4 separate regions of the Mus musculus genome follow, and all the other regions are linked to region 2. Evidence: chromatin loops called from intact Hi-C (ENCODE). Cell type or tissue: left cerebral cortex. All regions are shown on one strand. Links, peaks and the distances in the headings refer to the core of each region. The heading gives the core; the rest is flanking DNA. Region 1 overlaps Aak1 (AP2 associated kinase 1). Region 2 holds the start of Aak1 (AP2 associated kinase 1). Region 3 overlaps Aak1 (AP2 associated kinase 1). Region 4 overlaps Aak1 (AP2 associated kinase 1).

Region 1 (7,814 bases), core at 2,316-7,315, 150 kb before region 2:
GAATGTTTAGAGTCATTTTTATTGCTATATTCTTTTAGTTCAACAGTAGTTCTTGGTTTTACCCTAGGTCCCTGGGCTATCGAGTCTCAGATTCTTAGTTACCTAAGCACTGTTAGGTATGTTCTGGAATGGACCTTCAGTCAAATCAGATATAGGCTGGTTACTCCCACAAGCTTTGTGCCACCATTGCACTAACATATCTCGCAGGCAGGACACCATTGTAGATCAAAGGGTTAGTGGCTGGGTTGGTGCTTACCGTTCTCCTTTGGCAGCATGCAGAGTATCTTCCTGTGTCAAAGATGCTAGCACGTAGGGATGAAGGCTCTAGGCACCAACTTGACTTCTCTATGTTCAGTGAGTTGTGTGGGCATTGTCTTCAGCAATAGGGCCTTCCAAGTTTGTGGAAAGCATTCTATCCTATAGTCTTGGCAACCACCTGGGTTGTTTGTGGGTTCCTGTGGGGCCCCTTTGGCCAAAAACTCAACTAGATGTAGCCCATTTGGGGTACTGGAAACTTCATTTGGTGACAAGAGATATCCAGCTGGGACTCTCCTATTATTTGGAGATTTCATTTCGATCGCCTTCATCTGTGTATATATTTTAGGAAGCTTCTACTCTATTAGGTTTCCATACAAGCTCAAATGGCTCTTGATTTTTAGCTCCCCCTCCTGTATCCCCTCCCTTGTTTCCCTCTCATCTTCCCCTCTCAACCTGATTCTCCTGTTCCAGAGATCCACCTGCCTTTGCCTCCCCAGTGCTGGGACTAATGGAGTGTGTCACCATGCCCTATAAGAGCACTGATATTTACAATATGTCCTATGTATTTTACAACTCAAATTATTCTGGCTTTAAGCTCGGAAGTTCTTCCAGGATAGATTTTGGGTCCCTCTTTGTTACTGTCTGGCACTAGTGGAAGATGCTTCTCCTGCCATCTTGTGTCTACTTCAGACCCTAGAATCCATGCTTCTCCTGAGAGACCTGACTCCCTTGAGAACAGTGTCTAGAAATCAGGGAGTTAGAGAGAACAATGCCTGCCACAGGTAGGACCAGAGTTTGGATCCTCAGCAACCTTGTCAAAAATAAGCTCACCTGTAAGCCCGGTGCTGAAGGAGGTAGAGATGAGAGGAGCTTGATGAATTCTCGACTTTCAGGTTCAGGGAGAGATTTGGTTAGTGTCTGTCAACTTGACTATATCTGGAATGAACTATAATCCAGAAATGGAGGGCACACCTGTGATCCAGACCTTGAGGCTGGAAGACACACACTTTTGATCCAGATCTTGAGGCACAGCGGCCATGAACAGTTTAGGCCCAGGCAAGGTGGTACATACTTTTAATCCCAGGAGACAGAGACAAGCAGATCTCTGAGTTCAAGGCCAGCCTAGGACAGAACAAGTTCCAAGTGAAGAACAGGTTAGTTCCAGGCATGGCGGTATACACCTTTAATCCTGTCCACACCTTCTTCTGGAAGCCTACATAAGGACAATGGGAAAAGGAAGGGCTCCTTGCTCTTACTTCCGGCACATCTGTTGGAACTTACTTCTTCAGGATCCCAGTTTACACAAAGACCAGCCAAAATACCTAGCCTCATAGGACTAAGCAGCTACTAGGGTCTTGGACTTCCCATTCACAGCTGCCCATTGTTGGGTTAGCTGGACTGCAGAGTGAAAGTCATTCCAATAATTTCCTTTAATATATAGAGACAGTCCATAAGTTCAGTGACTCTAGAGAACCCTGACTAAGACAACACCTTACACTGACCTCTGTCCTCCAAACGCAAGCACATCTGTGCACATGACACACAAGAATTCGTAAGTAACCAACAAACCAAGAGCTGCATGTCTGTGTGCTCCTTGTCCAGTCCCTCCATTCCATCCTATGCTCTCCCTGCAAATGTGAAAAAGGGAGTTCGGATCCCCAAAGGCCATGTGAATGCTATTGGGTGATGCAGCCAGCAGTCTGCAGAGACAGAGAATCCACCAAGCAAGCTGGCTAGCCGTATCAGCTGACTCTGGGTTTAATTGACAGACCTTGCCACAATGAATGAAGTGATGTTAAGATCCAGAAATCGGAAAAAAAAAAAATCCAAGCAGGCACAAGAGTCCAGCAAAGCAAGATTTTTATTTGAATTAGGCAGCAAAAACTGACCAATCAGGTACAATGTCACAGACTTGGGTGGCTGACTGAGTCTTTGAATGTTCATCTTAGGAAGTATTTAAACAGATGACCAATCAGGGCCACAGAACTCAGGAGCTGGATTGCCACCCTGAGCCAGAATATAGAGTTTTAAAGCCTCAAACCTACAAACATCTGTGCCAAGTGATCTCACCAGTCAGGAATCAGGGATGGGGGACTTCCTTAGGAACATGCCTTTGTCATTATCCTGTTTCCATTGGTTGGGTTAGTCAACTGTAGCAGGGTGACTTGCCTAGCATAACTGACCAAGCAGGATGTCAGTAACCCAAGGAGGTCTGGAGAACTTCAATTTTATTTGACCCCTATTCAAAATGGAGGTTTTGTTCAAAATGGCTTCAATTTGGTTCCTTCTTCCAGTAGAAGAGCAGCCAGGTCTCCACACACAAGTGTGCTGAGTTAGATACACACACACACACACACACACACACACACACACACACACACACAGTGGAGGGGTAGGGGAGGAGTAACATCCTCATCTTATCTGATAAATGCTTTAGCACATATGATAACATCTCCAGGGTTTTTTATTTTGTATAATGTGGATAGGTGTTATCTCCTCGTGAGTGCCAGAGTGCCAGTGCACGCGGTGACCAAGGAGGCTGGCAGGAGACATTGTCTCTTCTTACTCAGGGTTTCTATTCTTACACAAACATCATGACCAAGAAACAAGTTGGAGAGGAAAGGGTTTATTCAGCTTACACTTCCACATTGCTGTTCATCACCAAAGGAAGTCAAGACCAGAACTCAAGCAGAAGCTGATGTAGAGGCCATGGAGGGATGTTACTCACTGGCTTGCTTGCCCTGGCTTGCTTGCCCTGGCTTGCTCAGCTTGCTTTCTTATTGAACCCAGGACTACCAGCCCAGGGATGGCACCACCCACAATGGGCTGGGCCCTCCCCCCTTGGTCACTAATTGAGAAAATGCCTTATAGCTGGATCTCATGGAGGCATTTCCTCAAGAGAGGCTCCTTTCTCTGTGATAACTCCAGCTTGTGTCAAGTTGACATAAAACCAGCCAGTACAATCTCCTACGATAGTAGAGTTATAGATGTTTTTGAGCCACCATGTTGGCACTGTACACTGAACTCAGGCCCTCTGCAAGAACAGTTAGTGCTGAACTGTGGAGCCATCTCTCTAGCCCCCACTGTACCTACCAGGATCTAGGGATTAGGTCACACAGCATGTGCTGTGTGCTGAAGAGACTGTGGACTGCCTCTGGGCTAGGCTTAATTAAAGTACCTCAGGGAGCAGTGTTCTCTCCTTCTTCATGCTGCCTGCACACTTGTCAGTGGGGATTTTTAATAAGTATTTGTTGCAGTTTTCCTCTTAACCCAGCTAGCTCCCAAATAATTAAGGCTGGGTTATTACGTTTACTTAACAAGCTTCAAGGGCATAACAACTGAGCAGTGTTACTCTATTTAATCCTCTACAGTAATCTGACTACCTCCCAGTCAAAATACCAGTGATAGTTGCGTTTCAATACTGATCTGGCTCTCTGGGCTCTAGGTGGTTTCTCATGGTGTCTCCAGGACTCCCTTGCCAGGGCAAATCCTACCCCTTCCTATCTCCTCTTCCCTCCTCCCCTGGTTTGGAGGAAGTCCAGCTCTTTCTTCGCCTAATCAGTCACTGGGCAATCAGCTTCTTTACTGACTAATCAGGGAATAATTGGGGAGCAATGTTTTGCAACCAGATAAGGGGGCACAGAAATCAGCATTTGAATAATAATAGGATAATCTTTACTCAGTGCATAATATTTATGCCCACACAAACTGAAGCCCAGATTCTACAACTTGAATCTAAGGTGAACTCAAGGAAAAACACAAGGGAAGACAAGAATCTAGACAGACAAGCCTCAGCCATCTGGTATGGTTTTACCTGGCTTTTTCCATTGGGAGTCCTGTTCTTCGTAGAAAGCTCAGGGGGACTCTTTCTCCCAGAGAACCTGCAGAGTCTCAGGTAAAAAAGAAAGCAGTTTTGTCCGGGGCCGCAACCTTGAAACACTTAAGAACTTTGTTGTTGGTGTTTGTTTGTTTTCCAAACAAGATTTCTCCATGTATAGCCCTGGCTGTCCTGGAACACAGAGATCTGTCTCTGCCTTCCCAAGGGCTGAAGACCAAAGGTGTACATCCCCATCTCCAGTTAACACTTAAGAACATTTAAATCATACAAGTAGCCAGCTGTGGTGGGTGGCACATGGCTTTAATCTCAGGCAGAAGTAGACAGATTTCTGTCATTTGGGGCCAGCCTCATTTACATAGTGAGACCCTGTCTCCAAAAAATGCAAAATTAAAAACAAAACCATGGAACCAGGTGGAGGTTTATATTTAGATGGTAAAGTAAACTCGGAGGACTCAGGCCACTTTGGTCTCACTCATATGCATTACACCAGAACTCTGCAGGGCTTCCCGGTCTGCCAACACCATCTCTATGAACACAGTACATTGCCAGGTCTCCTGGAGTCCTGCTAAGTCAAGCTCAAGAAAGTTTAAATACCACCCTGACTGTCTGCTTCAAATTTGAAACTAGGTAGGTAGGTTTTCCCAAATGGCAGGGGGTTTGAAATGTCCTGGGTTCTTGTGGGCCTCTCCGTGTTGACACTGGCTTCTGTTCAGGAGGATCGGAATCCATCACAGGATCTGTGCTGGGGACAGGTACCTAGGGACCCTTTCATCCCCAGAAGATCCCACTTAAGAAAAAACACACAACTAAGTCTCTTAATTAGGTTCATTTTAATAAAGAGTATAGGAGTTTACAACCCAAACAATTATCCATAAAAACTATCAGATACATAAGATAAATCACACCGAGTGAACGACAGAAACCCAACAGCCTGCAATGAGAGGTATTACAGTAACTGCTAGGAATGACCTTCTGGTTTCCCCTCAAGATTGTTTGCATGTTAAGGATTCCTGAGGCCTGCTGACCTCAGCACTCCTTCCAGGCTGCTTAGAGCTCCTCACTCAATCAACTACAAATACTGCCAGCAGAGGGCGCTCATCTTCCCTCCTTGAAATACGCATGGTCCTTGGCCTCTGTTATTTGGTTTCTGTTCCCTAAAAATGACATCAAATGTTCCATTCAAAATAATGTCTTGCAGGTTTTGTGGTGCAGGTCACCACTGTCCTCCCAGGGCTACCCAGGCACCAAGAAGGTGCTTACTCGGGAAGGAGGCTGAAGCAATGGCTGGTCAATTCCCTCACCACAGACGCAAACAACTTCATTTCTAACTTTGGAGGTTTTGGCAAAGGGAACAGAGTTGCTTGTGCCAGCTGCCTGCGGTCCTGTCTTAGCCCTCTGCAGATGACTAAGCGGAGGGGCTGGAGCTAACACCGTGAAGGAAGCAGGAGGGTACATGTCTGCACACACAGGCGCTGAGAAACTCCTCACAAGAATCTTTGGTAGACTTGCAGAACACAGCAGGATCACCACTTCTGAAGGAAAGGATTTTACTGTCTCTCAAAGTGAAGGTGCTGGAGACTGGACAAGGGTTCTCACACAGTCTAAGCATGTGGTATCAGCCAACACTGACCTATCCTTGACTGGTGTTTAAAAATCCATTCTGAAATGCCAAAATTGACAAAAGGAATCTGATCCCTTTGATGTATATACGCATGGTTCTACCACAAGGCAGCACAGGCCATGCTCACTGGGCACTATCAAGTCAGAATTAATGGCGCACTTGCTGAAGCCAGAGACTGCTGAAATACACCTGACAAGACCTATGAAATTACAACTTACAGAGACTTTGGCCTACGTCACATGTAGTTAATATTTAGCCTGTGTGTGTGTATGTGTGTGTGTGTGTTGAGACAAGGTCTTGTTATGCAGCCCAGACACAGTCCTTGAATTTCTTTTTTTTTCGTTTTTTCGAGACAGGGTTTCTGGAACTCACTCTGTAGACCAAGCTGGCCTCAAACTCAGAAATCCGCCTGCCTCTGCATCCCAAGTGCTGGGATTAAAGGTGTAAGACACCACCGCCCGGCAACAGTCATTGAATTGAGAGTGAACCTCTCGCCCCATACAGGCATGTGTGTCCCCATGGCCAAAACTTGGCTATTTTTGCTATTCTAAGGCCCTTTCACATATGTGCTCGTTTTAGAGCCACATAGGATCAGGGAAAGAGCTGCCCCCCATCTCCAGAGGACGGCTGGGTTCCACCAACCCTCCCCTGTCCTCTATTCCATTTCACTGTTAGATTGTCAAGGTTGGCCTGAGTCCTAAACAGACATTTTACAGCAGTAGCAAGGGAAACAGCCATGAGTTAGTATGACTGTTGAGCACCCACTGATTGGTCTGGTCAGAATGGTCAGGGGAATGCTGGGGGAATAATTAAGGGAGAGCAGAAACAGGGCTAGGGAGCACGGAGATCTCTCAGGTACAGGGCAGAACCATCTATAACTGGACACTACTTTTTATTCTTAAACATTTTGAAAGCTTTTCTTTAATGAAATTTTTACTGAGTTTTCAAGTGTTCTGGTGGTTAAAACAAAACAAATATTGACAAAGGCTATGGTTCAAAAACTAAAAACTCAAAATGACATGATTCTACTTATAACCCTAGTGTTTCCTGGAGGCCTGGGAAATGGCAGCCATGAGAAGTGCCAGGTGCTCCTGCCTCTACCACTGCACTCCTGCAGACTACCTTTCACCATAACGACTTCGATGCTGAGAGAAATGCTGTGACTAGCAGCCATTTTGGAGTTGACTGGGATGTGTTCTAAAGTTTGAATGCCAAAGACACCACAGAGGGCACCATCTCTACATCTGAGGGACCCAAATGGACTCCACTGGAAGTTGTCCACTCACTGCTGGGGAGGGCACTGCAGCTCCTGGTCCCTGGTTTTCCACTTTACATTTCCTATTTGAAGTAATGCATATATCATACAATTTGATACATTTTTTGATTATTCTAATTTACAGAATAAAAATACAGAATTTCTTATCATCAGACCACTCTAATATTTCACGCACAATGAAGACTAGCTGAAAATACTGATAAGCACAGACTCCAACACATAAATATACAACAGGCTCTAAGGCAGCATTTTCTTAACCATTTAGAAGAACTCAGTTGCCAGATGAAACTGAGACATACCATGGGTTAGTGAGTAGAAGACTGTTACACACACACACACACACACACACACACGCACACGCACACACACGCACACATATGCACACACACTAGGGCATGTGCCAGTACATAGGTCTTCAACTCCACAAATAAGCCAGGACAAAACAGGCTGTATTAACTGAAATTTCCTTTTGAGCACCAACTTCTGCTCACTTTCTCTGGTGAGACTGATCACCATCACATGATGGAAGCATCTTGCACTGTTTCCCGGGACTTCAGTTTTATAAAACCCAGTGGTCACACGTGCTAACTAAGTGCTCTCCCACCTGACTATAAACCAAGCTGCTTTAAAGTTCGATAGTAAGAGCTTGCTAAGCTGCCTGTGCTAGAATAAATTTGAATTCGCAATCCGTTTGCCTTGGCATGCCACAGAGGCTCACTTCATTATTTCATTTCATTTGTTTTGACTCCAACCAAGGTTTTGGTGCTAAAGAACTGTACTGTAAGCCTAAGAAATTGGTCACACTTAAGTTAACTCTGTAA
Region 2 (7,814 bases), core at 945-5,944:
GGACAGATAAGAACCTGAGGATTTGGAGAAGAGGAGACAGGGAAGGGTACTGCTACCCACACAGTACTGCAAAGAGCATCTGACTCAGCCCTGTCCCAGTCAAACCAGCCTTCACCTGCTCCCCACTCACCTTTAACTCTAAACACGCTGTCACTGGGTAAATAACAGCTACCATGTATCGAAGTAATCACTTTGAAAGTGATAAATTCCTTATATACACTGTCATACTAAGTCCTCAAATACCTCAGGGCAGTGGAACTCGGACTTTAGCTTAAGTCAGATTCTGCCCAGAACTTGTTAAACTTCCACACCTACAACCTACAGAGTAAGGTGTGAGAAAGATCTTCAATTCTAACAAGCGCTCCTGTGGAATATCTTCATCTAAGTTGCGTAACTGTTTAAAAAAAAGGGGGGAGAGGAGAGGAGAGGAGAGGAGAGGAGAGGAGAGGAGAGGAGAGGAGAGGAGAGGAAAGGGAGAAGAAAGAAAGAAAGAAAGAAAGAAAGAAAGAAAGAAAGAAAGAAAGAAAGAAAGAAAGAAAGAAAGAGAGAGAAAAGAAAAGAAAAATATAAAGAAGAGAAAAAAGAAACAAACAAAAGATTCAGAGGGGACCAACAAAACGGTTCACCAAGAAAAGGCACTTGTCACAAAAGTCTGACAATCTGATTCTAGACCCCAAAACACATGTAAAGGTAGAAGAGGCAAGCTAACATCACACTGCTGCCTTCTGACTTCTGCACTCTGTGACACATGCACACACATTCTTGTGTGCAGCATACATGCACAACAATAGTAGTAATAATATAATAGATGCTTTTTAAAACAGGTCCAGGAAATGGTGAGCTATCTTAGAGAAAACATACACACACGATGTAAAAAGGTTTAACAACAAAAACAAATCCAAAAATTGACCCTAAATCTGTCCGACTATAGGATCTGTGGCCATAAGCACACTACTATATGTACAAATGAATTTATTTTCTTCCTACACTGACTAGCAGTTCCCTAAAGGCAGACATCACGGCTGGAGATGTAGCTACCTGGCTACCTTGCACAACACAAGCATGATCTCAGCACCTCAATGAAACCCACTGGCTAATTTTAAAAGGCACGCATCACACTTTAGAGTTTCTATCTCTCACCCCTTTTAAACCTTAGCAGTGTCTTTGAACTCAGTAGTGCCACATAAATACTGACTCCTACATAGTCACGTACTTCAAAGGCCACAACTGAAGCTCAATCATAGCCAAAAAATTTGCCAGACCAAATTTTAAATGCTACACTCATGCACAGCCTCAGCCCGTGCTGTTACCACACTCGCTCATTCCACAAAACGTGTCTTAGCTCCCTAACACTGAGGGGCCCTAAGGACAAGATTTGTAGCAACTGATCCGTAGGTTACTCTTACGGTGACACTATCACTAACTGTCCATTTTCTATCTCTTCAAACAGCTCTGAAATGCTAACATCTAGTTAAACATCATGTCCCCAGAGCCTAGCACAGAACTGGCCACATCACAAGCACTCTGTGACTGTTGGCTGAATGAATAAACGAATGAATCAACAGATCCAAGCCCAAAGTTCTACTTTTTAAAATATCAGAATGCACAATGTGCAGCTCTCAGGATGAATTCCAGGGAAGCCTAGAAAACAAAGGCTGATTCTGTGTTTTCTCTTTCCCACCACTCTTCCAGACTCAGAGAATAAGCAAAGCTTAGGGCAACACGTGATGAGAAAACATCCTAGCTGAAAAAAATGTTCCTGGGCTCTGAGGCCATCCTCCTGATCTCATCTCCTTCCTCATTCTCTCTCTCTCTCACCCCCCTCTCCCTCCCCACCCCCCACTGTAGTCAAGGACTTTGGCTACAGGATAAGAGTCAGCTCAGATTCCAAGGTACAGATCTGGCAGCAGACATAGCAGCATCTCCCACCCTGCACCAGAATCCTCAAGGAAAGGTTCAGAAAGGATTGTAACTCAGGCCCAGATTAAGTCCAGTCGGAACAATACTAAGAATGGAAAATAAAAAATAAAAAAAGCAGCAGTAATTTACAAGGAAATTATCAGATATCTCTTCAAAATTGTGCTTTTTAAGTATAGGCTTCAATGTATCCTCAGAAACTGGGCCTTGCCAAATCCAGTACTTACACAAACTAAGTCTAACACAGCTTTGGCCTCTTCCCACCCACCCGTCCACCACCCTACAAGACTCACCATGACAGGCAGTTCCTAGGCCCAGGTAGAGGTCCTTCCTTCAACCTCAGCTTGCAAAAGCCTCCTTTTCGAAGGGGCTGCTTAGCTCTCATTCCTCCTTCCCTCGCTGATAGACTAGCCTCTACCACCATGCTGCCTTCACTGAGGCCTCCCCCAGACCCAAGCCTTGGCAGGCTGTAACGCAACCTACAGCAGACTGGTCCTATCCAATTAGTTTAAATTGCTTCATGCCAAGGAAATTGCTGCTTTTATTAAAAATAAAAGCACAGTAAGCAGGCAATGAGCTGTGAAAAGTATCAGTCTGGCATAATTACGAAGGTCGAGGTTAAGGTTACCCAAGAAACACTCAAGATTTTCCCTAAAGCCTGGGGCAGAAAAATATGTATCTGCAGGAGCACAGATAGACCAACGAGCACACACCGAGAGAAACCACACAGCATCCTCTCCAACTGAGAGAACACTAAACCAGAGCCAATCCTAAGTCATTCTTAATAGAAACTAAAAGGAGAAAAGAGGCCTAGGCGTCTGAGTTCAAAACCATCTCATTCGCTTATGATTTTATCTTAGCCACATCCTGGGGACCTCACTGCAGTTGGGTAAAGAAACAAACCTAACCAAAACACCAAAAAATGCATTCCTGTCCCCAGAGAAATCCTCTTTGGCTACCTACTTAAAGAAATAGGAAAGTTAGGTGGGAGAAGCCCCCCTCTCCTTTAAGATCTCTCCCCATCCCCACCCTTCAGCCTCCGCATCAGAATTTAAAGTTTCAGGGAAATGGCAAGACCACCACCCTGCATTTCACTTATACTTCACACATAGGATCCGAATAATTCGGTCAAAGGAAGAGATTTCTCCACGCGCTCCCCCCACCCACCCAAATGAAAGGCCACTGAGGTAAACTATTTGGGCAATACTGCCCCCCCAAGCCCTGTCAATTCCCAGTCTGAGTTTTAATTCTCTCAAGGACAATGACTCGCAAGGAAAGTGCAGAGGGGGAAGGGAGGGTCAGTTGGTCAAAACCCATTCATACAACTAGAAACCAGAGTCTTGCCACATCAGCACACGAGATTAATTCACCGCGCACTGGCTTCCCAACATACCTTCCGCCAACACCTCGTCCACGGTGACCTGCTGCCTCCCGATGCCGAAGACCCTTCCGATGTAACCACTGCCCAGGCCTGAGCTGCTGCCCCCTCCTCCGCTGGAGCCTGAACCCAGGCCAGAGCTCCCCTGCTCCCGCCTGGAGTCGAAAAACTTCTTCATCTTTCCAATATGAAATGCCAAGGCAAAATGCCGATGGTTTCTAGGTTCGTATTTGTTGTAAAGAAAAGAGATCTAAGGATTTCTTCTCCGGTTTCAGCCCTGAGCAGAGCCCCGGGAATCCGGCCGTGGGGTGGGGGCTGAGGGACGGCGCCTGCAGGAATAGACTGTCAATCGCGCGGCGGGTCCCCTCCTCCTCGGGGAGCGATCGTTTAAGTTTAAACCTGCGATGACAGAGGCAGAGAGAGGATGAATCAGTAACACACTCCAGAGCCTAACTGCCGGGTCCTAGGGAAAGCACAGGCCGTCATCCAGAGGAAACGCTGCGTGCATTTTCTTCGGGAAAGCCCTGGAAACGCACCGGACCCCTGCCCGGACCCCCGCCCCGGGCCCCGGACACCCACTAGCGGCCGCTCGGCGGCGAGCCCAGCTACCAGCCCCGCGACATGGCCACGGCCGCCGGCCTGCGACACGAAGGAGGCGGCGCTGCCGCAGAGCCGGGGCCGCTTCGGCGCCCGCCCGCCCGCCAGCTGATCCCCGAGCGCCGCGCTGAGGCCGCCCCTCCCCCGCGCGCGCGCCCGTCGGCTCCGACCACCCACCCGGAAGTGACCTGCCACCGGAAGTGCTTCTCAGGGCCGCACAGCCCCTTCTCAGGGGCCGTCTCAGGTGCACCAGCTATAGCTACAGAGCGAAAGAAACCGATGGCAAGAAGGGAACCAGAGCAGTGGAACTCGGGACAGAGACACTTGGAAGAGAGCGTTGCCGTAGTCCTGCCGCTGAGCACCCTGGGAAGAGTAGTTCGGGGTAATCTGGCATCTGGACTACAATTCCCAAGATGCCCCGGGAGCGAGCGCACCTTCGGACGCCGTCTCCAGGGACTGGAGATGATAGTGGAGTGGTGCAGAAGTGAGGCTTCGGGTATTTAAGTACATCTGCTAAAGTCACCAGAGACTAGTTTTCCAGCTGCACGTCCCACTCTCTGTAGCCATTTTATCTATGGCTTGGCCTCATGGACAGAGGCACTCTGGGAATTGTGGTTTCACAGGAGTCCGGACTGACACCTGAAGGACGCGGTTTAGCTGCCTCGCCCCAGTTGGGTTTGGGAGTTCCCCGACGTCATGGGAGCGGAGGTACTGAAGGCTTGGGGGCTGGGGAGAAGTGGGTATGATGCCAGCAGGGAGCCGAGCGGAATCTCGGTGCTGAAGGAAACAAAGCAGGTGTCTTCCGGTCCCCGACCACGATGAGAACTGAGAAGCCTGAGGGTCGAAGAAGGAACTGCGGGAGATCCAGTACACGGAGCATCTAGGGACCAGGCTACATCCATCCTTGGGCTCCACCCCAAACCATGGCCCTCTGCCGACCCAGATTTGCCTGGTCCTTACCAGATATATTCACGCCTTTAAAGGGAACTTTAGACACACCTACTGCTTTCTCTTCAGAATCTTTCGCAAGAAGATGCTGTGTTTACTAAGGATCGCTTGGGTGCGGATAGAGTACAGGGCTGTGTGATTGGCACCTGTCAAATGCTAAGGATTTGGAAAGGAATTGAGATCTCTCCTCCTAGATTGCTTCACAGAAGATGTTGTTGTCGTGCCAAATCCCTGCCTCCCCTGCCCTCTCCCCCAAGAAATACATGGTTTTTTCTCTTTTTTGAGTATAGGTTATTTTTCCACCAGCTCCCCACACTTCTTAAAGATGCAACTACCCTCTTGCAGTTCATCCCAGAATTTCTACTTCAGGCACTTGAGGAAGATCTAGAAGGGGGCCCCCAGGAAATAAAAAAAGATGGGTCTTGCTGGGCAGTGGTGGCTCACGTCTTTAATCCCAGCACTTGGGAGGCAGAAGCAGGCAGATTTCTGATTTCGAGGACAACCTGGGTTACAGAATGAGTTCCAGGGCAGCCAGGGCTATGCAGAGAAACCCTGTCTTGAAAAATAGAACAAAAAAAGATGGCTCTTGGTTAATCTGAATATTGAGTCCGGCTGTGCTGGCGGTGGCTATTGCGGTTTCTTATTTCATGTGGTACCATAGTCATATAACTCTCCGGAGAGAGATAGCATCTTAACTTCCGGAGAGAGCCAGTATTGCCACCTCAGTTCACACAATCCTACAGCCACCTTAAGGGTGAGACTCAGCACCTGCGGAACATCTTCCTAACTCAGCCCAGGGTGTGTTCTCCTCGCCTTCCTTAAAAGGCTTGATTTCTGTTACAGAAGCTTAGTGTGTGTCTTAAAATAGATGGGAAATCTTAGTGGGCTTACAGCCCCTCATCTTTCTCAGCACCATTAATTTTGACCGACCTTTAAAGAGTCTGTTAGTCTGTCCATCGAGCCCTGGTGCCTTATCGGGTTTTAATTTTCTCCACTCTCCTGGTACAGACCAGGTTTGCTCAAATCTCAAGCCTCACTTCAGACAGTCAAGGTTTTCCAGAAGGAGTAAGGCAGCCTACTCCCACTGAGTAACATGCTTTTAGTAGGCACTCAGCCTGAGTGAAAGACCACTGTTTAACAGAAGGGGACTGCAGCAATCATTCCTATACATTGATTGACTGGTGTGTATGCGCGAGTGGGGTGGGGGTGGGGGGATGAAAATGGCTGTCATACTTTGTAACTTGCCTGGCCTGGAACTCTCTTTGTAAATCAGGCTGCCTCAAACTCATAGGAACCTGCCTGCCTCTGCCTCCCAAATGCTGGAACACACTGGTTGGTTGGTTGGTTTGTTTTTAAAGTATAGCTTGATCACAATCTGACAGAAATAACTAAGTGACTAATAGGAGACTAAATCTATTGTTTTCATCCTTTCAAGGACTAATATTAATAGCAATTATTACTCAGGTTTTCTAGTTTTGTATATATTATATTATTTAATCCTCACTGTCACCTATGAAACAGAGTACTTTTTTGGGGGGGGGGTTGGTTTTTTTCTTTTTTTTTTTTTTTTTTTTTTTTTCTTTTTTTGGTTTAGGGAGTCTCTGTATATCCCTGGCTATCTGTCCTGGAACTCACTTTGTAGACCAGGATGGCCTCGAACTCAGAAATCCGCCTGCCTTTGCCTCCCAAGTACTGGGATTAAAGGCATGTGCTCCCACCGCCTGGCTATAGAGTACTATTTTTAAGATCATTTTAAAGGTGAAGAACTGAATCACAAGGTAGATAATAAGCCCAGAATCACACTGGCAGCAGCTAGCAACACCAGGATTCAAGCCCAAACACTTTGGCTTCTGAGCTCAAACTTAACCTGTCTACTTAGGAGGAAGAAACTGACTAAAAGCCTTAAGCACAAGTAGGAATCTATGTGGCTCTCTAGAGCTTTGACCATAGAACACTAGATCTTGATACCCATTAACCACAAAACCAGAGCTCACTAGTTCTCAAGAACAAGATACTCTCAAATGAGTCATTCTGCAAACTTAACACACTTTCTATAACACGTCCGACCGTGCCTTGGGTCCCTGTCCAGCATTTCATCTTTGCAATGAAGTGTCTCAGAGTCAAGGGGCTGTCTTCTCTTTACCTCCTTAGGCATCCAACACGGTCTTTGTGTAGAGTGGATTCTTACCAGTACATGTGTGCACTAAATAGTTGCCTTTAGCTACTACAGAAGAATAATCTGAAGTGAAAAACTAAATCAGGTGAGCTTGAAATGAGTCTGGGAGGCACTAGATATGTCCCACTTGCTCTGCAACTCTGTGTCAGGTACTGCCTAAACACTTAACAGGGCATCCTGTTCAGCCCTCACAGCTACAGTGTCTGGAGAATTGATACTGTTGGCTGTATCAACGGAGATTAGATTCTGTTACACTGATACCTTCCATTTCGAATGAATTCTGGAGATGTGAGAAGTGGCTGGTGGACGTGTTTGTCTTCTAAAGTTTGGAGGGAATTATTTGCCCTGTGGTGTTGCTAAATCGGGCATTGTAAACTCTGATATGGAAATGAAATGATGCACTTTGTAATAGTTAGGTTTTTACTGCTGTGATAAAACACTGTGACCAAAAGCAACTTGGGGAGGAAAGGATTTCTTTCAGCTCACAACTCTCCAGGTCACACACCATCACTGAGGGGACCCAGGGCAGGAACCTGAGGGTAGGCAATGAAGCAGAGGCTATGGAGGAACACTGCCTACTGTCTTGTTCCTTCACCAGTAGTTTCTCTGGACTCTCTTCAGGGACTCTAGGTTTATGTGGTCTCAGGCTTCACCTTCTCTCCATGACCCCTTGAAGCCTGGGGCTTCAAATGCATCTGAGGCTGTGCCTTCAATAGTGGCCTCTCCCAGCTTCTTTTCAGGGACTTCAGCCCTCCCACCCAGTTCCAAGCTTCAGTGTTCTCCAGAACTACTTCATGC
Region 3 (7,814 bases), core at 1,849-6,848, 66 kb before region 2:
GGGATTACAAGCATGCCCCACCATGCCTGGATTTTTATATGGGAGCTGGGGATTTAACTCTGATCTTCATGTTTACACAGGAAGCACTGTACCAAGTGAGCTACTCCCATCCCCACCACCACTACCACCACTCCAATCAGCAATGTTAATTTCTAAAGGTGAGGAGATACAGGGCCAGAGATGGCTCAGCTGGTAAAGGTATCCAAAACTAAGCCTGACCAAATGAGTACAATCGCTGTCACCTACAAAAAGGAAGGAAAGAGCTGATTCCTACAGTTGTCCTCTGACTTCCACATGTCCCTCCCCAAAATGAATGAGTCAATGAATGAATGAATGAATGAATGAATGAGAAAAGAAAAATTTAAAAAACCTAAAATGGAAACCCAAATTTTATTTGAAAACTCTAGATTTAAACATAAGCAATAAGTCACATTTTATATTAACGGTAAATAACATCACTACAGAAGCTAAACACTTTACAGACTCTGAGCTTCCAGTATTCTGCCTCTGATCTAATCTAAACCCTTCATCTTACTGATATGCAGAGACAGGAAACAACATAGTAAATGTTCCAAACCTTAAAAGAATACTTGTAAGCAAACTCCAATACATGAGTATATATTGGTTAGCAAGTTCTTGCCAGAAAAGACCCAGAATTTCCATGTGGCTATTTCCCCCTACATAAAATAGACAAAGAAGGATTAAGTTCTCCATTCAAGAACACAGAGGTAATTAGCAAGAAATTCCACAAGACCCCTCATCTATTTGTGGTTTTCTTTGTAAACCAACTGTACACACATCACAATGGCCTTACAGCATCATGCACTCCCACAACCATCACAACAGGGAGCGGCTTCTGCAGATCGTTCTTTCCTCTTCTTCCTCAAACCCTGCAATGTGAGCTCTAGTTTCTCTGTACCTGAGCTTTGCTTGGCCTAAATAGAATCACACAGCTTAGACTCTCATGCCTGGCTTCTTTCCTACTGCATATTTCTAGATTCAGTCTCATTGTTACAGGTATCAGCAATTTTGGGCTTTTTTTTTTTTCAACTGTTTCATTGTACAGACGCCCATAGTTTACCCATCCACTATGGAAGGACATGCAAATGTCTCTAGCTTTGTGCTATTATAAATTAAACATCTGTACAGAAGGAAGGCCTTTTTCATATACGTAGTCATTCCTCAGCCACATGACAAGTTTAACCACCCTAATGGTCCCTCACAGTGATTATCAGCCATATGGAAGTTTTAATTCCATGTCCTCCTCAGCCCATGGTTACAGATCTTTTCATTGTAGCTATTCATTTTCATGTGTCCTCATCTGACTGTGATTTTCATTTGCATTTTCTAACATATCCTATATCACTGAAAGCCCTAACATGAGTTGCTTTCCTAATACTTTCCTGAGAAAGGCTTCAATCAGCACAGATTCAAGGAGGTGCTAAAGAAATTAATGACACAACGAGGTCCTCTACTTCTCAAATACATAAAGACACCAAAAGTGTCTAGCTCTCTGCTGGTAATGAGAATTTGTAATACAGGCATCCGTCTGATACAAGCTAGGACAGAACTGATGGCCCTGCTTCTGTGTTTGTAAGGCCAGTGAAGTACACAGGGCATGGATTACAGTCTCTCCACGTGGCTGGGAAAATTATATAATCTTGGAGCAAAATCTCTCAGTGCTCATACCAACAAAAGATCACAATGTCAAAGAGAAACTTTTCAAAGACAACAAAGAAAATCTTCCTGGGACTTCATCCTGACAGTCGACACCCATAAACAGTACTGCAGTGGAGGCAGGACCTCTACTGCCACTTCATCAGACACGGAATCATGGAAGGTGGCAGCAGCCTAGGATATCCTACTGCAGTGACCTGCACTCAGGGAGGAAAGGTAACAGACAGAGAGCCCTGAGGTTATCTGAGCAATGCTGGGTGCAACCGGGCAGGCATGAGAAGTGTGAACTGAGAAGCTGGACAGACGCCCATCCTGACTTTCAGACAGGGTTTTTTGAGTGGCTGCCAAAGAGGTTTTGCTGTTATTTTTAAGCAGGGCCAAAATTCTAGGCAATAAAAATCTGACATATGGCACCAGCTTATTTTTTGCACATAAAAAGAAACCTACCTTTCTAACCCAGATCCTATCTACACCTTTGAGAATGGCATTTACCTGCTTAAGATCAACAAGACAAAGGTCAAAGGAACAGGGATTCCAAAAGGAGGAATGGGTCCTGCAGGCCCATTCGGTACTCTTGGCTCTCAATGCAAGCATGCCTCCCTTTAAATAGCAGCAAACATCGTGAGTGTGCTTGGTGGGTGCAGCTCCTCTTTGAATTACCCAAGAGAGAATCAGGAAATAGGAGTCTTTGAAAGAGTCAGGAGGGGAGACCTAGCCGAGGTGGAAGTGCATCAGCTGAGGGCTTATGAAAGGGTGGCCTGGCCCACCACTGTTTCTCTGGCCTCCATTCCCTTAACTGCAGACATGGAGATCAAGGTCAATGTTTTATGCTGAGGTTCTACAGTGGACATGGGAAGGGAAATCTGACTGGATGCACACAGCATCCTTCCTAGCGTCAAGCAAAGCAGCTCAACCTTTCCCTATGTAAGAGTTCTACAAAAGATGCTAGGCAAAGATAGATAGATAGATAGATAGATAGATAGATAGATAGATAGATAGATAGATAGATAGATAGATAGATAGATAAAATATTGGTTGGGAGGACAAATAGGCTAAAAGGAGGGGAAAGTCTCCTAAATCCTAATCAAGTTGGGCTCCAGATTAAGACTGAGCTACATACCCTGTCATGCTTCTGTCTTCCTAAGAGTGTGAGAGGTAGGAAGCCCTGTATTAAAAACCCCACCTAACCGTTACCCATCGTGGCAGAGTCCTCTAGGCAAGCATACTTCATGTTCTGTCCACAGGGTTTCTGAGCCCACACAGGGATGACCAAGAAGCTAACAAACACCATCCACACTTGACTCACACTGAAGACAACTTTGCCAGAAGTTTCCAAAGAAGGAGTGATGATTTTTAAAGCTGTAGAACAGATGGCAAGAGCACAGCAAAGCCCGCCCAGGAGAAAAGGTCAGTGACGTGAGTGCCTGCACTGACTGCAGGGGAGACTTGGGCTTGTTTTTCTAAAGTCAGTCTCTCTCGCCTCAGCCTGAAATCACCATGTGCTAGGTCCTTCTGGGGAACATATCAAAGCAGTCTTTTCCCCAAGCAGAAAGAACACCCAGATGGGGACACTTGAGGTATTCAACTCCCTCTTCCCAGCAGGGCTGTGGGCACGGGGCCAGAGAATGGCAAGACTGTCAGGGGTTCAGAACCCAACCAAGCAACAGCCCAGGCAAACTACAGGATCGATGGAAACAAAATGCCTCTTCCTCTGTAGGCCTGCAGTGGTCAAGGAACATCTCCAGTTCAGGAAGCTCCCTTAGGGGGTTGAAAAAAATTCCTCCTCTAATACCACCTTTACCAAAGGCACCTGCCTGCTTAGAACAAAAAAAGAAGAGCTGAAGAAATCAAAGAATTCTGTGTGAGGATCCAAAATAAACTAGCCTGGCTTACCAGCAGCTAAGTATGATAGAGAGAGGGCCTTCCTTGTGCTACCTGGCTACACCTTCACTGCTCTGTTGTTATAAACTAGCTGTGTGGAAAATGTAAAAAGTGGTGAGGAGACACTGGTTCAGTCATATTCTCTGTTCACTAAAATCCACAGCTGCTTCTCCTGGTCAGAAGAACCATACTCTACTCTCCCACTGCAGCTAGGTGATCTGGAAACAGATACTGAATGTCATTCATCCGTCTGAAACTCCTTGCTAGCATCTCAGCCCTCCTTGAGAAAACACTGCCTGCTGCCTATGGCTGGAAGGCTCAAAGACATGTCCTAGCTTCTTCTAGATACTACAGCCTGCCAGTGCTTAGTCACATAGCCCTATCCCAGTAGGAGCCTCCCTGCTTCCACAGTGCTGTGCATACTTCAGCCTGCCTACAGTCTCTTTGCACATGCTTCTCTCTCGGCATCGTTAGTTCCTACTTACCCTTTAAGTTTCTAGAAGTTCTTTCCTTGACTTACCTCTCTGATTGTCCCTGGTACCAGTACCACGTTGTGGCCAGCATCTTTTTCTTTAGGATATAAGTGTAATTCAATACTTAGATGGGTAATTCCTGGTCTGATCCCTTCTTCCTCTGTACACTATAAACTGCCAAGAGCAGACATGACGACTGATTCACTGTGGCACCTTGTCACCAGCCCTGTGCCAGCCATACAGCAAGTGCTCACATACTCAGTCAGAAAACCTGTCTGCCTAGCACTGTAAAAGCTCCCAAATCAAAACAGCAACAACAGAATCTCTACCTAGTCCCAGCTTCCCACTCTCTCAGAATATAAAAAGGGATAGAAGGGCTAGACTCAAGAATGTCTGTTTTGTGAAAAGATGATAAAGTTTCCCAAAGAGGAAACAACTTCTCTGTCCATCCCAGCACCTTAGGACAGCATGGGACAAAGGTGTCTATACCCTTCTTGCTCAGGCAGTGAGCTCACAGTATGGCTCATAAAAACAGTAAGACACACTCATCCTTGTCTGTAAATGATCCCTTCTAACAAACAAAACAAAACAAAACAAACAACAAAAGAAACACAACAACAAAGCCCTTGTGCTGGAAATGAAAGCCCACTTCAGGTAAGGAAAAGAAATCATCAGCCCCGTGGTCAGTCCCTCGGCATCCTCAGCTCACGGAGAAAGAGTCATTCCACTGGCAAACACCTAGAAAGAAGCCAGAAGCCATGTCTACCCTTGGAAAGCAGATCTCCAAGCTCCAGCTCCACCAGGACCTGTGAACAGTTTCTTAAGGGCTCTGCAGAGATAAATCCTGTCTGGCACTATCTCTGCTACAACTGTTCATACTAGAACATATCAGCTTAACACCTTGCTTAAAGCTTTCTTAGCTTTCCACATTTACTGCAGCTCTAGAAAGACCACACACAATGGCATCAAAGGGATGTGACATAGAGCCCTTGAGTCCCTTCACCTAGTACTGCAGCCAACCTAGTCTGACCCTAACCTACACAGCCAATCAAGTGGGTTCACTAAGTTTTCACCATTCCACACCCTAGCCTTAGAATCGCTTCAGCTCCATCCCTCATGCTCCTCCCTTGGCTCCTGTTATATTTTTTCCTCCAGAAAAAAATGGGTCTTAAGTTTCTTTTCAAATATGCAAAGTTATCTAGTACCTTCTCTTAAGAGCATTAATGAAGCCCCCAAGCCACAGTCTAAATTCCTAAATGCAATAGCAGAATCTTTATATTTTTCTCATCTTAAAAAAAATTACTCCCTATCCCTCACCATCTGTGGCATGTGGGTGAGCTGGCCTGGAGGCTGTGAGAGTGGGAAAGCCAGCCCAGCACCTTGTCTGCCATGAGGTGGCATGGGAAAGACCCATCCCCATCTCACCCACACTCACCCAACACCTGCAGCAAGCTGGAGAGTAGGCCCTGAGGTCACGAAGTGAGGGAGCTGGCCCCACCTTTCACGGGGCAAAGTAGGAGTCTTGGCCCCAATGTTCAGGGCACAGGGAAGCTGATGTGCTAACCAACTCAGCTTCCACCCAGGCCCAGATTCAGTGCTCTGAGTTGGCCCACCCCAACATTCACCCCACCTTATAAACTGCTGGAGCTCATGAAGGGGCTGATCCAGTCCTATAGATTCAAAGCTGCAAGATCTCCATGACACAGGGCAACAACAGGATATCTAGAGGAGTCCTGGTGAGGATCCACTACTGACAGGGTAGCAGAAGCCAGAGGCCTTGAATCCGACCAACGAGTCAGTGCACTGAACAAATGCAAGTAAAGTTATTTGGGCAAAAGGGCACACTGTGACACACCAAGACACTACAGCTTCCACAAAAGGGCACACTGTGACACACCAAGACACTACAGCTTCCACAAAAGGGCACACTGTGACACACCAAGACACTACAGCTTCCACAAAAGGGCACACTGTGATACACCAAGACACTACAGCTTCCACAAAAGGGCACACAGTGACACACTAAGACACAACAGCTTCCACAGTGAGATATTTTTGTTTTGTTTCAGTTTGGTTTTTTTTCTTTTTGGGGGGAGGGAGTTTGCAAGGGCTTTTGCAAGATATGAAGATATGAAGGGATGGAAAGATGAGTGGGATTAGGGTGCATGGTGTGAAATTTACAAAGAATCAATAAAGTTTTTACAAATTAATTTTGTCTACCAGTGCCAAGGCATCTGTGTGGACAGAGGACAACTTGAGCGAATTGTTTCTTTCTCCTACCTTAGAGGTCCTATGATTGAACTCAGGTCATTAAACTTGGCAGCAAGCACCTTTACCCTCAGGACCATTGTCATATAGATTTTTTCCCCCTGGGGCTAGAAAGATGGCTCTGCTGTTAAGAGTACATACTATTCGTGCAGAGGAACAGAGTTGGGTTCCCAGAGCCCCTATCAGGAAGCTCATAACTGCCTGTAACTCTAGCTCTGGGTATGCAACGCCTCTGACCTCCTTGGGGACCTATACACAAAACACATGGCATAAACACACAAACACAGGATGGATGGATGGATGGATGGATGGATGGATGGATGGATAGATAGATAGATAGATAGATAGATAGATAGATAGATAGATAGATAGATCTAGATAGATAGATAGATAGATAGATAGATAGATAGATAGATAGATAGATAGATCTTAAAATAAACTAATGATAAGGAAAGCTGCAAAGACCATACTGCAAGCATTCACATATTCACCACTCACTGCCCACAGTCAGCACTCTGCTGACTCTTTGCCATCTACCATCTATCTGTGCCAACACAACTCCTGTTACTTACTTTGAAGTCAGTAAGACCTCAGGCACTTAACTCTACATGTTTCAGCACACATAGTTTTAATGTTCATGGGCCTATGATGGTTAATTTGGAGGTGTCAAACTTTTCTCTTTTTTTTCTTTCAATGCTGGGAATTGATCGAGTACCTCCAGCATGCTAAGAACACATTCTGCCACTGAGCTATGCTCCTGCCCCCTTCGGTGTCAGCTTGACAGGACTGGGATAAACAGGGCACTAGTAAAGTAAAGCCTGCCTGGGTATGTGTTTACAAAGAATATAGATGTGTAGAACAGTTAAACTGAGCAGGAAAGGTCAACACCAAATACAGGCACTGTCCAACAAGACTTTCAGTCTCCTGAGCCCCAAAGATGTTTCCTACTGTTGCTGCCCTTGACAACAAACGTCAGGTTTTTTAGCGTGAGTGGACTGCCCAGAAAACCTTGGACTAATGACTGCATTGCTGGCTGCTTCCCTCCACGCCCCCCACTAATAAGTTCGGGGCTTACAGGTTCTTTTGGGGATAGGAGATAACAAAGGTTTATTTACAGTGAAATATATGAGCTTTTGGGATACTATTTTATGGGGTCTGAGAAATGCAGACACACCCAGCTCAAGCTCCACCAACATATAAGAGTCTCTCACCATACAGAAAGTGTGGGCTCCCCTCCAGATAGTCCCACTCATTCTCTCCAGTGGTAACCAGTATTCTGATTTTCTAAATCTATCACTAGTTTTACTTACTTTACAACTTCACATAGAATCGAAAGTGAATCTTTTTTCTTTCTTATTTATTATCTATTTATTTATTTTGAGTCAGGGTATCAGTCTAGTCTGGGCTCGTCTCAAACTCTCAATCCTCCTGTCTCAGCCTCCCATGCACTAGGACTGCCAGGATTATAGGCCTGTGGTCTCATGCCGGATTGATTTCAGATCGTTAAGGATTTGA
Region 4 (7,814 bases), core at 957-5,956, 150 kb before region 2:
CTACAGGTATGTGCTGCAACCTGGGAGGAGCTATGACATTAAGCAAGGGCTCCCTGAACATCACCATCCTTTCTGCAAGTGCCTTGGAGGCCTTCATCTGACGGCAAGCTTGGGAAGTTTGGTTGCAAAGTTCCATGTGCGTTAGTCAAACTACTTATTTAATAGAAAGACAATTTTGTATCCACTATTATACAGGAAATTAAAAAATAATAATTGTGAGAAAGAAAATTCCTAAAGAAAATGTTTAACCTTTACTGAAGTGAAAGGCAGGTTTCTGGTGGGGTGGAGTCCTCAAATGGCGCTGCTATGGGCCCCGACGCAGTGCCTGTTATTGAAACAGGTGGAGAATGCTATGAAGAAAAGAGGGAAAAATAGCCCCCTACCCCCCTCTAAAGACAGGGTTTCACTCACTGGCTGGACTGGAACTTGTTATGTAGACAGGCTGGCTTCAAACTCACAGAGATCCACCTGTCCTTGCCTCGCAAGTTCTGGGGTTAAAAGTACCTGATATCATAAAAAAATAGTCATTCTTATATTACCGTCAAGACTTCTAGATTTAACTGTATTGTTTTTGTGTACTGACGACAGACCCCAGGGCATTGTGCAAGCTAAGCATATCTTCTGCTGCTGCCTTGTGCACCCAAACCCTGACTTTCAAATTTTAAGGCTATCACAACTAAGTGATTGCAAGTGCAGCCTGGCATTCAGGCTTTAGCCCTGGATGGATTTTCTCTTTTGGGACAGTGTGTCGTGCAGTCTAGGCTGCCCTGGAATTCCTTCTTTCTGTACCACCCGAGTGCCCTGTTTGCAGCGGTACGCTACTGTGCCTAGCTTCTAGCCTTTCTTCCATCACTAATCCAGCGCAACACACAGCTCTCCACACTTCCGCAGGCAAGTGGAAGCAGTGTCTGTGAGAAGCCATGAGTGCACACCTGGGTTTGCTGCAACTCTTTCCTCAGTGGATGCCTCATGGAGTCAGGGTTTATTCTAAGGCAGTAAAAATAAAGGACATGAAAACCACTAGGAATGGTCAGAGCCGTCCAGATATAAAAACACACTCCTGAACACGCAGCCAGTCACCTGTCTGCTCTACTGGAACATCTGAAAGGCACAGATCATTTAAAGATTTGCAAGGACAACTGACCAACTCTTTTCCATTCTCAGTTTACTTCCGGGTCTCAGGTCTGTACCCACTTAAGAGGCAGTAGAGGTGTATGGGAAGGGTTTGGGAGAAATAACAGGCAAACTTAGCTTGTGGCTTGGGCTCCTGATTAATGAATTTCACAACAATGGTACCCAGGCAGGAGTCCCCGTGGCTGGACCTCTGAAGATTCTCTTCCCCTGTTGCCAGGGAAACACAAAGACTGATGACTTTTTTGGCTGGAAGGAGAAGGTGTTGAGATATAGAGACCTGGAATTCAGTATTAAGCCCAGACTAATCTCTTAACTTGTGGCAATCCTCCTGCCTCAGCTTCCCAAGTGCTAGGATTACATTCATTAGGTATCTACCATGTCCAGTTTTAGGAAATTGATTTTTTCAAAACCAGGTAAATGGAATTTAAAAAATTCACTCTGACACCTCAGTCAGTTCCAGCAGGATTGCCCCAAATTGTCCAACAACTTCAATTCTACCATGAGAAGAAAAAAAAAAAATCTAATAAAGCCAAGGTTCAAGTCAGGTCAACAGGCAAATGCAAGAAAAACGAGTGATTCGCTAATGGAGGTAGGCATGGTGGTTTCACTCAAAGGACAAGAGTTTCTCATATGCATGAGCATACAAGCGTCCACACTAGTCTAAATGTAGACCGTGGGAGGCAGAATGCTGCTCCCATCTGTGTGTTCCTTTACTCGACACAGAGTCTGACCCACAGTATGCACCCAGACACTTGTGCACAGGGCCAGCTTGGCTCCTACAGACTTGGTGACAGATCCCAGAGTGCTTTGCGAGGTGCTGGCTCCATAGGAATGAATGATGAGTAGCTAAAAGATTAACTTCTTCAGATGTGCAGTAGGTTTGTATTGCTCTTCTTTCTAGAAACTTCTCTGTTCCAAGAGTATTGATGAGTCCTGGAGGGATCAATCTTAATTCTTCAATACAAGTGACTCCAACAGGAGCTGTAGGAATTCAAAGTCATGGTATAATATAGCCCCTGTTAACTAGGGGTAAAATATTCCTGGATTAAAAAGGTTTCTGGGCAGAAAAAAAAGAAAAATCAGAGTTCTGAGCGCGGTGGAAGGCCTCTATGAAGGTGACACAACCATCTACAAGCCTGGGTATGAATATAAACCAAAGCAGTACATGTGACATAAGGAGCTTCTGCCAGGTCTCGTGGCAACTTGGCTAGTTGCCTTGAAGTGATTCTGCTCTGAGGCAGGGAACTGCATGGTCACAGTGGGTGGGATTTGCTCCTTGAAAGGCCAGCCAGGAGTGGTGTGGTGGGTGCTGGTGGGGTGGGTGGAGGCAGGCCTCAGGCTCGTCTCTGCTCCTAGGGTTTCTGTTTGCCTGCTTTTGAAGGAAAGGGGGCTAAAGCAAAAGGATCAGCAGTGGCCAGCTCTGTAGTCCTGGAGGACAGGGATGTGACAGACACAGAGCCAGCTAGCAGCTGCTTATTGCTTTGTGAAACAATCTTGTAGGCAGCAATGGGCTGGGCTTCTGCACTTAGCTCATCTTCTGGGCTATAGTGTCGAGAATATTTGGATAAAGCCTGGGGGTGGAATGGCTTGCCAGCTGCTGGGCCTGAGAAGGCTTCTTTCTGGGGCTGCAGTCCTCTGTTTCTGTCAACAGGATGGCCCCCAGAGCTCATAGGAGACCCCCTGGGAGAGTTGCCATCAAAATGGTCTGCCACCTGGACAGAGTGGGAGGGGAGACCAGCCTGCGGTGCAAAGCCAGTCATAGGATACTGCGCCTGTGCAGGGGTGTAAATGGCTCTATCTCGGCCTGCAAGTAGGGGCCCTTCGTTGGACTGACTGAGGTTTGCCTGCATCGGCAAATCCTGTGAGGAGCCCTGCACAGCCAGGAACTCCTCCATGCTCCTCTTCTTGGTAAAAGGAGCTCTGGAGAACACATCTACTTCATCCATCTGGGAAGGCGCTACGCTGCCCTTGGAAACAAAAGGGGCTTTGGAGAAAATGTCCACGTCGTCTGCTGGAACCAGAGAGCTCCTGAAGGGGGCTGTGGCAAAGACATCAGGCTCCCCAAGATCGTCTGAGGCTCGCTGGTTGATTGGCAAGAACTGGCTCTTTTTCCCGCCTTGTCCCCTTTCTTCTGGCTCAGTGCACACTCCAGATTCAGAGAACAGGGCGGCTTCTCCCAGCTTCTCCTGGAGAGGCCGGCAGTTCTCGTCCTCCTCTTCAGACTCCAGGAGAGGCCGAGACCCACTGCAGTCCAGCATGTCCCCCTCCAGGTCAGTCCCCTCCTCCTCACTGCTGTGGAAGGAGCTGTTGCTGGAAGGACCCTCTCGGGCCAGAGAATCAGATGCTAAGGTGTTCTGAGTCTTTGTGCCAGGAGCTCTGCAGGGATCTGGGTAGAGGGGAAGGCCTTTGGTGCCCATGGATTCTTTAAAGTGCTCTACAGTAATTACAGGACAAGGACTGGGATCTCTCTGGAGACCTAGAAAAGCATAAAATTCAGAATTAATGTGGATGCTGGTCCAGAGCTTTTTGGAACATTTAATGTTCAACGGAGCAGACACATCGTGGAACCAAAGGATGGATGTTGACAATGGAAAAACAGAAAAATAAACAAGTCAAGCAAGGTAAATGCACACAGACTGAAGAGCAAGCATCACCTCACACTTTGGATCATGATAAGACACAATGGGCAGGGAAGGTGAATGTGTTAGGCACACCGACACTCAGAGCAACGAGGCAACACTCCTAACTGCAGGCCAGGCACAGACACCTGCTCTACCTGGCTCAGAGGCAAATGAAAGCAGCCCAGTCATTCTTCTCCACGCACACCAGACAGACTTGGGCTATGGAGAACCACTGTCTGGGGAGGAACTTAACTCGGCATCTTGCATGTGCTCCACGTGCAGAGGGGCAGACCCGCTGACAAGCGGAGTTCGGCTGCCAGTAAGTGCACGCTTTCTTGATGACATACTGCAAATGGTACTCACAGAGCAAGTGATGCCCCATGCAAATACTGAGGGTACTTTCCAAGTCATACTAGATGATATCAACTTTGGCTGGAGTTGCCCTACAATTTTGTTTTTAGTGTCCCAGGTTAGCAAAGTTCTCTTTAATGAGCCCACCATTGACTTCTTTAAGCAGAACTACTAGCAAACTCCAGATCCTAGCACAAGTGCTGATGTAGGTAGAGGTGCCTCTGGGCGCACTGGCTTTTAAAATCAAATAGACAATTATCAGAATGCAACAGAGCTTACCTTCCAAGACATATTAGCAGGTTAGAAGTATGTCATTGGGCACATGTTAGCAGGAGGGTAGGAAAAAGGCATATGTAACTAAGCAAGAAGAATCCAGAGAAAGGGTGGGTGGGGTGGGGGTGGGGACAAAATATATTTCTTTATGGGCTCAAAAAAGAAATACCACCAGAATGTCCCAACCCACGAGGATATTAGCTTTTGGCTATTCCCTCCCCACCAGGCCCTCTCCCCCACCCTCCTCCACCCCAGTGAATAGCTAGCCAGACAGGAATTCCTCCCATACTCTGTGGGCTTGAACTAAGCACACAGAGCACAGAGGAAGGGGCTACACAGCCGGGCTTATAGGGAAACCAGTTACTTATTGAGGAATTGCGCTGTCAAGAACTCGGGGGAGGGGGGCACCTAACATTTTTTTTTTTTAAATCCTGCAACTTTGTAAAAGCAGCCCTTTATTTTAAACAGTTGGCGATAAATACATTTCAGGTCCCCCCTCCCATTTTTATTTCTACACTCAAATTATAAGTTGAATTCTATATGGTACAGTGTGGCTTTTTGAGTGACATTTGATGATGTGGCTTTCCTTACGTTGTGACTCTGCTGAGCGCACTGAAGTGCTGATACGGAAACCAGTAGGAAATAAAGACTTCCTGTCCCCTCACAGTGTATATGGACACAATTCTAATTTATCAGGCAAGAGAACTGAGGTTAGATTTATCTCAGAGATGCCCAGGTGACAAATTCTGAGGAAACTAAAATGACAGATGGGTAGGTGGAACTACTAACTTTCAAAATAAAACTCACAAAGAAATGTTCAGAGGATCCTAAGAGTCCATAGGCCACCCTCCTTACAGGTCAGCCTCAGTTGTTAAATTAAGTTACACTTCTTCTCCTTCCCACAACCACCTGAATGCTGGTGCTTCTAAGCTGGCTATGGAGCAGAGCAAAGTATCCTTTAGCACAGAGAGACAGAACGTTGGGTCAAGTCAGTGACTGAACCTGGGATTGTATGGACTGATCATCAAATGACAGTTTTCACTGCAGTCAGTGGCTTGAGGGAACTGAAATTGGATTCATTCAAACCGAATTACATATAGACTGCAAAAGGCAGCTATCGACCTGGAGACCCAGGGCCCAATGCTGTCAATGCCTATGGGGCAGCGAGGGAAAACTCCCTCATCCATAATGGGACATGAAGAACATGGCCATCCCATGCAAACTACTCTGTCAAGTAGCAAGAAGGCTTTGAGTCATGAACCCAGGAGAAAACCCACCAACTCAGGGCATCTTCTCTGGCTTTTGAAATGAATAGTAAGATATTTTATATTTAAAATACCAACAGCTTTAAAAAGTTCAAAATCAGCTGGGTAGAGTGATTCATTCCTTTTATCTAGCACTTGGAATATCAAGGCAGATCTGTGAGTTTAAGGCTAGCCTGATCTATACAGAAAGTTCCAGGCCAGCCAGGGCTATAGAGTGAGAACCTGGCTCAAAAAACCAAAATCAACAACAACAACAAAATGTGGAGTCATCATAAAACACCATAGCATCAAGTCTGAAGGGAAAACTAGACTCTTGTTATTCAAAAGAAGTTTCGAAGCAATTTCCTCAGTCTCACTGACCGGAAAATGTCTCTGATGGGGCTTCTTGAAAAGCCTGTCTCTCAACATTTCTTGTAGATGCAGTGTGACTGAGGCAGAGTAACCAGGCCTAGCATTTTGAAGGCCAAAGAAATACCCTATGGGGAACCTGGACATCTATGACTCCAGAGAATTCTGGTGGTGTTAACCAGGCAAACAACAGAATTCAGGGGAAAGGCATGCATATAAAATCCTACTGACAGCTAAGGGTTTGACTGCTGTTCACCTTTTTGGTGAAAGTGCTTTTATAAGTATTTTTAGGGTGAATACTCTTTGCAGTCGAAACGGCCTTGAGCCAATGGCACACTACTGCTGAAGGAGCCTAGCTTCTAGGAAGGATCCACCCAATTTACCCTCAAGCCATGGTCAAGTTCTTTTAGTTACCAATGGCAGTCACAGCAGATACCTTGTAACCAAAGAACAAAAACAAAACAACAAAAACTCTCGCCTTTTCTCCTAGCCCAGGACCTGGCCTTAAAGGGTACAAGGCTTTTGTTCATCCTGAGGCATTCTCTTGTAACTCCCTCAAGCTGGGTCCTTTCTCCTTTTGTTTTCAAAACATCTAGGAATAACCCCATCTGAGTTATACAGGTTTCAGCATGAGCTCCCACATCCTCACCACTCCCTGCACTCTCCCAGAGACCAGAGACTAGTGTGGCATTCCTGAAGATGCCTGACCCCAGGCATACTATGTGATTGGCGCTGAGGTCATTAGAGTGTTCCCTAAAGAAGCAAAATCTAAGATTTAAAAAAAAAGCTTATTACTGTGTGCATGCACAACATGTGCCACAGTGTCCAAGCAGCGGTGACAGGACAGTTCTCTACCTCTGCCCCATGGCGCTGCTAACTCGGTTCATTAGGCTTTTACCCAATGAGTCATCTGGCTGGCCCCAAACCTGAGATTTAAAATTTCCGGCTGGCTACTCTGTAGTGTGTGTTAGAACTTTATTGTCTCTACACTCTTAACTGTAGAACCCGTCAGGGAACACCAACAACAAAGTCTTGCCAAAGTCTAAAGCAATGGCTTGGGTATTAAGATTAAGAAGCAAAATGTGCCAACAAGGTGCGTGGCCTCCGCTGAAACTCAGTGTCTTAGAATACAGGCTGAGCGGCCTGGGATTCCTACAACCTTTGGTGTTCACTGGAACCCCAGCACTTGGTACTCCCTTATGCGAGGCAATTGTGAGAAAGCTCAGAGCAGGATGCCAGGAGCAATTAAAGAGAGCTATTTCTCCCAGGGCGTAAATACATTCTTGGATCCTCATGTTTAAATCAATTGGCCTGGGTGTGTATTAAAGACTAAATTAGAGGAGAGCAGTTGCTAATTGGTACCACTCTGTCACCTAAGTATGGTCCTGGCTAACATGTGTTGGTAGGTCTCTCACTCCTGACCGTGATGGGCTTCACTCCCCAGGGTAGTCATAACTCACTGAACCTCAGGACATCTTGCACAGCTGCTCACACTTTTGTCCACTGGTATTTGCAGTCTTTAAGTAATGTGCTCAAGTCCTTTCGTAGGAATAGAAAAGCTACCTTAAGCTATTTACACATCTGAACATCATGCACTTTTTGAACAGATAAAAGCTTTATTCCTCTGTATGTTTACATAAGAAATTTGTTTACAGACTTATTTTATACAATACTTGCAAAGCAGTATTCATTTTTCACATTTTACTGCACAAGATAGCTTCATTACATCACTTTGCTTAGCTTCCCTGGGGAAGACAAGTTAAAGACCTAAGGTAAGAATCCATCCATGTGATAAAGGCTTGAACAACAGGGCAGAGGAGAA

What was found. A loop is a pair of places that touch in the nucleus more often than their neighbours do. Peaks named below come from ENCODE experiments on the same cell type or tissue, not always from the same donor. Only the 100,000 strongest peaks of a DNase experiment are listed, where the experiment ranks them.
Region 1: it touches region 2 in a loop (3-fold over the local background); 2 of 42 quality-filtered maps call a loop at or near these places.
Region 3: it touches region 2 in a loop (4-fold over the local background); 14 of 42 quality-filtered maps call a loop at or near these places.
Region 4: it touches region 2 in a loop (2.0-fold over the local background); 2 of 42 quality-filtered maps call a loop at or near these places.

The regions. Positions count from the first base shown.
Region 1 is chr6:87,000,321-87,008,134 of GRCm38, reverse strand. It overlaps Aak1 (AP2 associated kinase 1), which reads right to left. Exons shown (of 16, transcript NM_001378654.1): 16 at 4,908-7,814. Among named protein-coding and RNA genes, the nearest start is that of Nfu1, 5.6 kb to the left of the region's middle. In left cerebral cortex, for the core only: a CTCF peak has its summit at 5,180 (motif pointing right); DNase peaks (open chromatin) are centred at 5,195 and 5,452; H3K27ac peaks cover 485 bases.
Region 2 is chr6:86,845,712-86,853,525 of GRCm38, reverse strand. It overlaps Aak1 (AP2 associated kinase 1), which reads right to left and starts at 4,021. Exons shown (of 16, transcript NM_001378654.1): 1 at 3,311-4,021. The coding sequence starts at 3,473. It overlaps 2610306M01Rik (RIKEN cDNA 2610306M01 gene), which reads left to right and starts at 4,086. Exons shown (of 1, transcript NR_028298.1): 1 at 4,086-5,119. In left cerebral cortex, for the core only: a CTCF peak has its summit at 3,858; DNase peaks (open chromatin) are centred at 3,671, 4,115, 4,271, 4,507 and 2 more places; H3K4me3 peaks cover 4,379 bases; H3K27ac peaks cover 4,155 bases.
Region 3 is chr6:86,912,779-86,920,592 of GRCm38, reverse strand. The region is part of intron 1 of Aak1 (AP2 associated kinase 1); the gene reads right to left. Among named protein-coding and RNA genes, the nearest start is that of Aak1, 67 kb to the right of the region's middle. In left cerebral cortex, for the core only: no CTCF peak of the experiment used is centred there; DNase peaks (open chromatin) are centred at 3,964, 4,232, 4,892, 5,420 and 3 more places; H3K27ac peaks cover 3,885 bases.
Region 4 is chr6:86,991,636-86,999,449 of GRCm38, reverse strand. It overlaps Aak1 (AP2 associated kinase 1), which reads right to left. Exons shown (of 16, transcript NM_001378654.1): 16 at 1-3,610. The coding sequence ends at 2,487. Among named protein-coding and RNA genes, the nearest start is that of Nfu1, 14 kb to the left of the region's middle. In left cerebral cortex, for the core only: no CTCF peak of the experiment used is centred there; DNase peaks (open chromatin) are centred at 1,853, 2,401, 2,622 and 3,224; H3K27ac peaks cover 2,373 bases.